Regions from separate parts of the Homo sapiens genome. Here region 1 is linked to region 2. A link is a contact called in ENCODE Hi-C or POLR2A ChIA-PET data. All regions are on one chromosome and are shown on one strand. Each heading gives the region's core, a stretch centred on a gene start or an enhancer-like site at or near the end of the contact. The rest is flanking DNA. Distances are from core to core; before and after follow the strand shown.

Evidence for each region. Hi-C counts contacts between places; a loop is a spot of excess contacts on that map. ChIA-PET counts read pairs that join two places held with the same protein, here RNA polymerase II (POLR2A). Pooled maps may share reads with other maps.
Region 1: a map of endothelial cell of umbilical vein shows a loop between it and region 2 (10-fold over the local background). The contact joins two enhancer-like sites. A Hi-C loop is called at or near these places in 1 of 168 maps with a recorded cell type or tissue (endothelial cell of umbilical vein), 1 of 37 single-sample maps with no recorded cell type and 1 of 50 pooled maps. POLR2A ChIA-PET finds 5 or more read pairs at or near these places in 2 of 52 experiments (HEK293 and Panc1).

What each region holds. Positions count from the first base shown.
Region 1 is chr3:186,042,770-186,047,449 of GRCh38, reverse strand. ETV5 (ETS variant transcription factor 5) reads left to right here. Exons shown (of 13, transcript NM_004454.3): 13 at 1-1,136. Among named protein-coding and RNA genes, the nearest start is that of ETV5-AS1, 34 kb to the left of the region's middle. Within about 2 kb of position 2,254, at least 3 of the 41 ENCODE cell types and tissues checked have a DNase peak (open chromatin) inside an H3K27ac peak, as active enhancers do.
Region 2 is chr3:186,239,034-186,244,092 of GRCh38, reverse strand. DGKG (diacylglycerol kinase gamma) reads left to right here. Exons shown (of 25, transcript NM_001346.3): 20 at 1,525-1,589. Among named protein-coding and RNA genes, the nearest start is that of DGKG, 120 kb to the left of the region's middle. RefSeq lists an enhancer at 1,790-1,839. Within about 2 kb of position 2,077, at least 18 of the 41 ENCODE cell types and tissues checked have a DNase peak (open chromatin) inside an H3K27ac peak, as active enhancers do.

The sequences.
Region 1 (4,680 bases), core at 1,005-3,504, 200 kb after region 2:
CTTCCCTGGGCATGACTGATGACAATTTCCATTTCATCAGTTTGTTTTGTTTTCCTTTTTCTTTAAATCTTGGACTTTAAACCCTACCTGTGTGATTCAGTAGGGTTTGAGACTTACGTGTGATACTGACAGGTAAGCAACAGTGCTAGCATTCTAGATTCCTGCCTTTTTTTAAAAAGAAATTATTCTCATTGCTGTATTATATTGGAAAAGTTTTAAACAACCAAGCTAAAGCTATGTGAAAGTTGAGCTCAAAGTAGAGGAAAAGTTACTGGTGGTACCTTGCTGCCTGCTCTGCTGGTAGAATTCTGTGCTCCCCGTGACACTTAGTACATTAAGAATGACTACACTGTTCCTCGTATGTGAAGGAGGCAGTGCTGACTCCGTGAGTGTGAGACACGTGCTTTGAACTGCTTTTCTATTCATGGAGCACTCCATAGTCTCAAACTGTCCCCCTTATGACCAACAGCACATTTGTGAAGAGGTTCGCAGGGATAAGGGGTGCACTTTATAGCTATGGAAACATGAGATTCTCCTCTATTGGAAGCTAATTAGCCCACAAAGGTGGTAAACCTGTAGATTGGGCCTTAATTAGCATTGTACTCTAATCAAAGGACTCTTTCTAAACCATATTTATAGCTTTCTTAACCTACACATAGTCTATACATAGATGCATATTTTACCCCCAGCTGGCTAGAGATTTATTTGTTGTAAATGCTGTATAGATTTGGTTTTCCTTTCTTTACTTACCCTGGTTTGGATTTTTTTTTTTTTTCTTTTGAATGGATTTATGCTGTCTTAGCAATATGACAATAATCCTCTGTAGCTTGAGCTACCCCTCCCCTGCTGTAACTTACGTGACCTGTGCTGTCACTGGGCATAGGACAGCGGCATCACGGTTGCATTCCCATTGGACTCATGCACCTCCCGGATGGTTTTTGTTTTTTTCGGGGGTTCTTTGGGGTTTGTTTGTTTGCTTCTTTTCCAGAGTGTGGAAAGTCTACAGTGCAGAAAGGCTTGAACCTGCCAGCTGATTTGAAATACTTTCCCCTGCGCAGGGCCGTATGCATCCTGCCAAGCTGCGTTATATTCTGTACTGTGTACAATAAAGAAGTTTGCTTTTCGTTTACCAAGCACCCGAACCTGCCTCTTTCTTGCCCTCATTGGTCTAATTTTAAAGCAGGCAAAAGCCCCCTGGCTTTCTCTCCGCCCCCGCCCTAGCCCTCTCAACAATTTAGCCTTACCAATGGACAGTGGCATCGAGGGTAGTTAGGGAACTCTGTTACCTGGAAATAGATGTGCACAGCTCCTCTTAAACTCCAGCTAAAAATTTAATCCAAAGAGGTGGAAAGTCGAGAGATCCTCTTCCCAGCCAATGGTGAGCTGAGATCACCTCATCCCCTTGAGCCCACCAAGCCACCAATTCTTAGTAACTCTTTTTTTAAGTGTAGCCCATGTTTCGCTTTGGGTTGTGTGAAAAGATTACAAAGCAGTCTAGGACTTTCGAGTCCCAGAATTATCCTCAGCCCCTTATGTGGATACTTTGAAAACCAGTAAGAACTTAAGACCATTCATTTTCTAATTTTTCCCCAATAAGTTTTGCTCTTGACAAGTGAAAAATCAATTAATGGTTGATAAATAACGAAAAAAGCTCAGGAAGGTTTTGCCCACTATGTTTTTTTCTGGCCGTGCAGCAGTAAAAACCTCCTCCTCCAAGTTTGTCTCTTTCTCGTGAATATGTATCACTCGGGAAATACGTGGAAGGAAATAAAGTTCGCCGGGTTGTATTGCGGTGTTATTACGGTTATTACGGTTTCTAGTGCTCTTATTTCACCCTTTTTCTGCACCTCTAATTTGGCCTTCTCAAGACTCCTATTACAGTGGAGAAATAAAGTAGAGCCTTTTTTCAAGCCTAGAACAGAAGGCTTTCTGTCAGTTTATCTGCTATCTTTCTTTACTGTTTTACAAGCCTCTAAGTGTAGAAACATCGAGACTGAATGAGTGCACCGCCTCTTGAATTGGAGCTTGTGAGGAATGAATGTCTGCCACATAAACCCCATTAGCTTCGACAGATTAAGAAAAGATGCTTGGGGAGAAGGGGCAAGGGTGCGCAGGAAAAAGCCGTCTCTGCCTCTCAGCTTCACCATGATAAGGCTTTAACAATCCGCTCCCCATTATTCACGGGCTCGTTATCCAGCCTGGGCCCGGACCCAGATCGTTAACCTAACGCAGGAGGTCACCAAACACTGCCGCCCTTCTAGTGTTGGGCGCTAGGATAAGGAAGCTCAGAGAATGGGAAGTTTACTCTGCATCAGGGTCCCCTTTCATGAGCCAAGCCAGGGAAACAATGCGTATTCAGTTGTTAGATGACAAAGAGGTAGTGTGAGCGCAGAAGAATGTGGTTTTGAGAGCCAGAGTATGTGCAGAATCTAAATTCTAATGCAGCTGGGACAAATGTAAACTAATGTGGAAGAAAAACACTAATGTACCCAGACGGTTGGAAACTTTGGAGAGACCGTTCATTGCCCAGCGGTGCAGGTGGCTGCTACTCAATGTGTGGCCTCTGAAATACAAGAGAAAGGAAAAAAGTCCAGAAGATCATCAGTTTAATACAAATGCATAGTGTAAGTATTGTTTAGTACAAATACATAGTGTAAGTATTCTATTCAACATAAGTGTATTGTACTTAAAATAGGGGGAGGGTGTGAGGGTGGTACCAGGCGAGCGGCTATGTCCTTTTGATCCCGGCAAGTACACTGGTGTCCCATTCAGAAGGGGCCCTTTGAATGACCAGCCTTAGCTCCTCCAACTTTAAGAGCTGGCTCTACACCCAAGCCTGGGTTTGTTGACCTTGGCAGTGAACCTCAGGTAACCTTTGGGTAGCACTTTACACAGCACTTTTTCATCTCCATTATCTTTTTGGCAGGCTTTCTGAAATGGTAATACTGTTGAAATTGAGTCTGAAAATACCATGGCTGTTAGCCTCCAAAATTAATTTCTTTTTTGGAATTTTCACAGTGGCTACTGTGGAAAGAGGACTAGTCCCTTGGAGCCTAGACATTTGGGTTCTGGCCCCAGGTCAGTGGTTGATTGGGTTTAACTAAATGGTCTCAGGGGACCATCTGGCCTAACCTCCTAGGTTCATTGAGGGCACTGATGAAGTACTACTCCCCGATCTCATAGGCAGTAAGGGAGAAAGAAAGGAGTTTCCTAGGGGAGTCAAGGAATGTGTGTGCGTGTGTAGGAGAGTTAACAGTTAAGAACATCATTCTCAAGTCACCATTTTTAAGCAAGCTCTGAAGATGGCTCAGTTCCACCATTAATGGCACATTTCTTCTTTTTCAATCATCCACTGAGCACCTGCTAGGTGCCAGGCACTGCTGGATGCTAAACATAAATGATTTAGGTGGCATTTTCAAGCTAAAGCCCTGTTTGTGGTATAGTAATTGTGTGACAACCTCTTACATGTTTAAGTGCTATACTTTCCAGGTAATACTTAAACACCACTGACACCATCTTATCCAGACTATGTTGACCAGAAGCTGGGGAGGCTGGGGCATTTATCCTCCAACTCCTGCCCTTATTGGTTGAAGGTTATCCCCAGAGATGTTAACTCTTCAATATATATCCTATCAGGAAGAGAAGAGTGTAGATGCAGATAATCAGTGTGCTAGGAACTGTTTTCAGATGCAGTTAGCTTAGGGGGTTGAGGGCACATGGAGCTGGCATCAGTGATGTCTGTGACACCTACCTTTAACAATTAGCCGGACTCTCCTGGATGACCTGTTTCCTAGAGTGAAACAAGGGTGAGTCTGTGCTTTCATCATTGAGTTATCATGTACCAATCATCGATGATGTGTAAGACACTATAATAGACACTTTGCAGGTGAAGATAAGGGAGTCACAAGCCCACCCTCTCCTTCAGCACCCAACAATCTAGTGGGGGAAACATTTCTCCAGGTGAAACTAGAATGCAAGGTATAATATACTGAGTATTACTCATCCAATAAATAGTGCCTAGTCTATGCCAGGTACTGCTGTAGGATTCGTGGAGGGAAATAAATCTCTGCTCTCAAGGATCTTACATCTGGGCAAGGGAGGAAAAAAACAAATGATAGAATTTGTTAGGTGTTAAGTACTATGGGATCAGGGAAGGGAAATGGTGAGTAGTGGGAGTGGAGGGTTGCAATTTTAAGTAGGGAGGTCAGGGAAGGTCTCAGTTGAGCAAAGACCCAAAAAAGTAGCTGCCAGATGGATATCGGAAGGAAAAGCCTTCCCTGCAGGGGGAAGAGCAAGTGTAAGACCCTGAAGCTTTGAACATGCTTGGAATATTTATGGAACAACAAGGACTGTGAAACTGGATCCAGGAGTCAGATGGAACATTGTTAAAGTAACGGGTTGTATCATCTGGGGCCGTGTAGGCTTTTTAAGGACTCTGGCGTTTACTCTGTTTATGTTTAGCTGTTAGAGTTTTTTGAGCTAAGAAGTGACATCATCTGATGTGTATTTTGAAAGATCACTCTGACTGCTAAGTTGAATATAGACTGTAGGGAACAGGGAAGGAAGGAAGAAGATCAAGTTGTAGGAGGCTGCGGTAGTCCAGGCGGGGTGAGATGGTGGCATGAGCCAGGGCATAAGGAAAGCATATATGAATATATTTGTAAGATAGAGCCAACAGGC
Region 2 (5,059 bases), core at 828-3,327:
AAGACCCGTCTCTACTAAAAATACAAAAATTAGCCCGGTGTGATGGTAGGCACCTGCAATCCCAGCTACTCAGGAGGCTGAGCCAGAAGAATTGCCTGAACCTGGGAGGCAGAGGTTGCAGTGAGACGAGATCATGCCACTGCACTCCAGCCTGGGCGACAAGAGCAAAACTCCATCTCAAAAAAAAAAAAAAAAAACACAGAAATTTTCATATAAGAAATAGAATTAATATGCATTTGATGAAAATTCAAAATTCACTGCATGGAATTTCAAGTGTTTTGTAGCCATGTATTCCAGTAAATGGGTTTGTATATTTTTCATTGCAAAACAAATCTAGTCAACTCCCTGGTTTCTGTGTCACCCCCCATCTCCGGCTCAATTAGCCTGTTTATTTCTGAAGCCCAGCACCTGCACCCAAAGTACCAGTATGGGGCCTGAGCGGTGAAGGGGCGTTACACATTCTTCTGCTGGAAAATGAGACCATTGTCGAGGGTGGAAGACCGAGTTTGAGGAGGAAAGACAAGTTCCGTTTCAGGTTTGAGGCTTAGGGTTGGCTCTAGAGATTGACACTTTGGAGCTATCATCATTCAGATGCTGGTAACAGCCACGAGAACTCACGAGATGGCCACGGTGTGGAGTGGGGGCCGCAGGTAGAACCCAGGGTTAGGGAGTTGTGGTCAGAGGATGGAGAGCCCAGGAGCACAGTGCATGACAGCCATCCTAACTGTGAGTGCTGGAGTGCAGGGGGCCGCTAGTGTGGCAAAGGGATGTGCTAATAGGAGGGCAGTGTCCACATGATGTAATAATGACTCTTATTGGCCTTGGAGGGAGTCCTTCGAGTGAAGTGATCAAGAAGCAGAAGCCAGAGTTTAATTTTGTTTTATTATCTAGTAAGCATGTTATCCAGTGCCACTAATTATTTCTATTGGTGTGGATGGTTAAGACTTAATATCTAATAGCATCTACCAATGTCAGGTTTCTGGTTTTGACAATATCCTATAGTTATATAAAATGTTATCATTGGGGGAAGCTGAGTGAACGGGACCTAGGAACTCTATGCTATTTTTGCAACTTAATTGTGAGTCAAAATATTCCAAAATAAAAACTATTTTAAAAAGAACTAGTATGGAAAGTCATTTCCAGAGACTCATGCTCAGCCCCAGACACAGGCTCCTGATCTCTAACTGCTCACAGACTCTCAGTCTCCCCAGAGGGCAAAGGCTTTCCCCTTCACTCACCCCTGAACTATCTATCTGTTCTCAGCGGGTCCGGGCTAGAGTGAAATAGCAAGGACTCCAGAGTCAACTGGCATAGGCTGTAAGAGTATTGGTGGTGCTAGCTCATCCCCCTGGAGGCAGTGTTGAGCCTCTGTTGGCTCCGCGGATGTGACCTGGAGCCCCACCATGCGATAGATAGAGTCCCAGGGTTGGCATGACTCAGCGAGTGCATGCGTGCGTCCCTTCCCTCCGCACTGCACTGTCATGACCACTCACCAAGGATCTGCTTTGTCTCTTTCACTTTCAGGACGCTTCCATTGCACACAGATTCCATGTGATGAGAGAGAAACATCCTGAAAAATTCAACAGCAGGTAAGCTGCAGGCCCGGCTGCGCTGCCACCCACCCAGTGTGGCCCTGGCGGAACAGAGGCCTTTCACCTGCTCTCTGGAAATTTTCCCAGCCAGGGCCGCTGGGGACTTGGCCTTCCTGCCACTTGCCGGAAGGAGGGTTTCCATTTCCAAGAAAAAAAAAAGTGTCAGAAACTTGGCGCAGGCTAACTGCCTGTCCTCTCCCAAAGGATCTGTGCAGAGGGCAGGGCTGGAGGGCAGGAGGTGGGTATGAAGGGCCTGCTTTTGCAGGGGAGGAGGTGGGAGGGCGTCTGCCCTTGTCTAACTGGAACCCCCGTCCTGAGTCTCTGCTGCTTCCAAGTACAGCGCCTCCAACCCCAGCCCCTCATGATTCTTTTGGGGAAGAGCAGGGAGGCTGGAAGAGACCCTAGCTTCTGTCGGTCTCAAATGGGAGGAGGTGGCAGCTCCGGGACTTGGACCAGGAGGACCAGAAGGGTGTCTCCTTTGCCTCCCCCGACAGCAGAGGGCAGCAGCAGAGAGGTACCTGCAAAGGCTGGAGACCCGGAACCCACTAAGTCCCAGCCTCAGCCTGGGCACTCTGTGAAGTCACCAAGTTAGGTTCAAAAATGAAAGGAAAGAGGAAACCAGATCATTTGCAAGAGAAAGCAAACCCTTCTTCCTTGTAGGATGAAATTTGCCAGAACTTAGTTGTGACTGACGTATAGCTACCCCTTTCTCCCTCTTTCCTTCTTTGTCTGTATCTTCTCATTAGTCAATTTTCATTCTTTCTTTCTTTTTCTTTGTTGTACTATTTCAAGATGACCACTATTTCAGACACTGTTCCCACCCCAACCCTAGGTAGGTTGGGAGAAGAATGGATAATGATTTGGACTTTGTTTTTGAGCCTAAAGGTGTTGACTTTTATTTAGCCCACAGAATTGTCTTTTTATTTATTTATTTATTTATTTATTTTTGAGATGGAATCTCACTCTGTCACCCAGGCCAGAGTGCAGTGGCGTGATCTTGTCTCACTGCAACCTCCTCCTCCCAGGTTCAAGCGATTCTCCTGCCTCAGCCTCCTGAGTAGCTGGGACTACAGGCGTGCACCATCATGCCTGGCTAACTTTTGTATTTTTAGTAGAGATGGGGTTTCACTATGTTCACCAGGCTGGTCTCAAACTCCTGACCTCAAGTGACCCGTCCTCCTCGGCCTCCCAAAGTGCTGGGATTACAAGCAAGAATTGTCCTTAAAAGAGAGGTTAGAGTGTTCATTGAAGACATTCATTTAAAGCCCAGGACCCATCATTTTCATCACTGGCCATTTTCATTCCTACTCTTTGTCCTGACCCCACAGCCTGAGAAGTCAACCAAGAAGAAGGAGGTCTTTTTAGAGGTCAGAAACTGAACACTATAGCTTCAGAAAGAGCGATCTGTGGGATCCGATAGCAGCTGAACGAACCTTTTAGGAAGTGCATCCTGCCACAGCATCTTCTTGCTCTCACACACACAGACTATACACACTCACTGCACACTAGGAACACGTGTACTTCCAGCCCCTGATACTATAGTCACAAACTTACAGTTCAGATGATCTCCTCTAACGGTCTTTTGCACTCCCAGATACACACAAACCACTTTTTTAAAAAGTACTCCTCTTCAACCCATTCCTCAGGCTTTTAAGGTCCTCTTTTCACACAAGTATCTTTTTTTTTTTTTTTTCATGGAGTTTCGCTCTGTTGCTCAGCCTGGAGTGCAGTGGCGCGATCTTGGCTCACTGCAACTTCCACCTCCTGGGTTCAAACAATTCTTCCGTCTCAGCCTCCCAAGTAGCTGGGATTACAGGCACCCACTACCACACCCAGCTGATTTTTGTATTTTTAGTAGAGACAGTGTTTCACCATGTTGGCCAGGCTGGTCTCGAACTCCTGACCTCAAGTGAGCCACCCACCTCAGGCTCCCAAAGTGCTGGGATTACAGACTTGAGCCACTGCACCCGGCCTCACACAAGTATCCTTATACGTACTCATGCACATGTGCCATATGCTTGTGAAAGCCACGGGGCTCTGTTCATTCATTCATCCATTCATTCAGCAGATCTTTTGAAAACGTAATGCACACCAGACACTGTTCTACAGGCATTTTGGACAGACGCATGTAGGGGACTCACAGCCTGGTGCTGGAAACAGGCTGGAAAGCAGATGTGCAGAATGGTTTGTGTTAAGTGATGTAACTGGAGGTGACCTATGGGAGCAAAAACCAAGGACACGAAACGTGGCATGGAGGGTTTTCCAATGACAGAGACGCCTGAACCAAGACACGGAAAAAGAGGAGGGCAACACAGGGAGAAGGAAGCAAATGTACGAAAAGATACGAAGGAGTGAGAGGGTGCAGTATACTTGTGGAAGAGCAAGATGTTCAGTGTGATCAGTTGTATGGTCTCGGCAGAGGAAAGAAACCAAACATCTGTAATTCCCAGAAAGCAAGGAAGCAGAGGGAGGGAGAAATTTCTCCATATGCCAAAAATCAATAGGCAGGCCAACATATGACATAAATAGAGCAATCATCCATCACCCACATGATTAAGTACAATTAGAAAGACACATCCGTCAGAAAAAAAAAAAAAAAAAGATTGTAGCGTGCATTTTAATGCAAAGTATGAACAAATTCACTGTGATCTGTAGAACTGTTTTTCCTTCTCCCTTCCGAGATCCTATAAACAATACTTCTCTCTGAGGGTAGGTTCTCAGCTCACTCTTCACCTGACTGAGGTCAAGGTAGCATGGATGACATGGTGACAGGCCCACGGATTTGCACGTAAACCTGCGTGCTCGCCTAACAAACGAAGACAGAAGGGCTGAGGTAGCACCTATTTCACAAGGTCACCGAACGCTTCCTATGAAGAACTTTGCATACATACTGCTTCTACCCTGCCTATTCGCCCATGTCTAAAATACCCAGGAGTGCCCAATTTGTCCACTGAGAGGCAGGCAAGCAGCCATTTTCTTCAGGCTTCCTTATTTAGCATTGGAGATGGTTTTAAATAGGCAGGTGGTTGTTGCCATGGTTACCCCATTACACCAGCGGCTAAACTTAGGAAAGGCCGCAAGGCATAGGAAGAAAGCTTGATACCCAGGATTTGGAAATGTAAACGGCATTATCAAACAAGGCCTATTTTACTCAGCTGAACTGAGGTTCTCCAAAGAGTAGTTACTGCTTGGCCGGAAGCCTTTACCATTACTGCCCAGGTTTGGACTCTCAGGGATAATCTTGAGGTTAAATCTTGGGAGTTGTCATTGCTGTGTTTTGTTCTGTTTTGTTTTGTTTTCAGCAAGGGAGAGTGACTAGTCAGGTCCGGAACACTTACCAGGAAACCGGAATCATTCACGTTGCTGATTCCCTTTTCTTGGCTATTCTAACAAGAATTCTTAACCTGGGATCCAAGGGCTTCAGGGGTTTTGAGAACACCTTGAAATTGTACTAAGGTACTGAATGT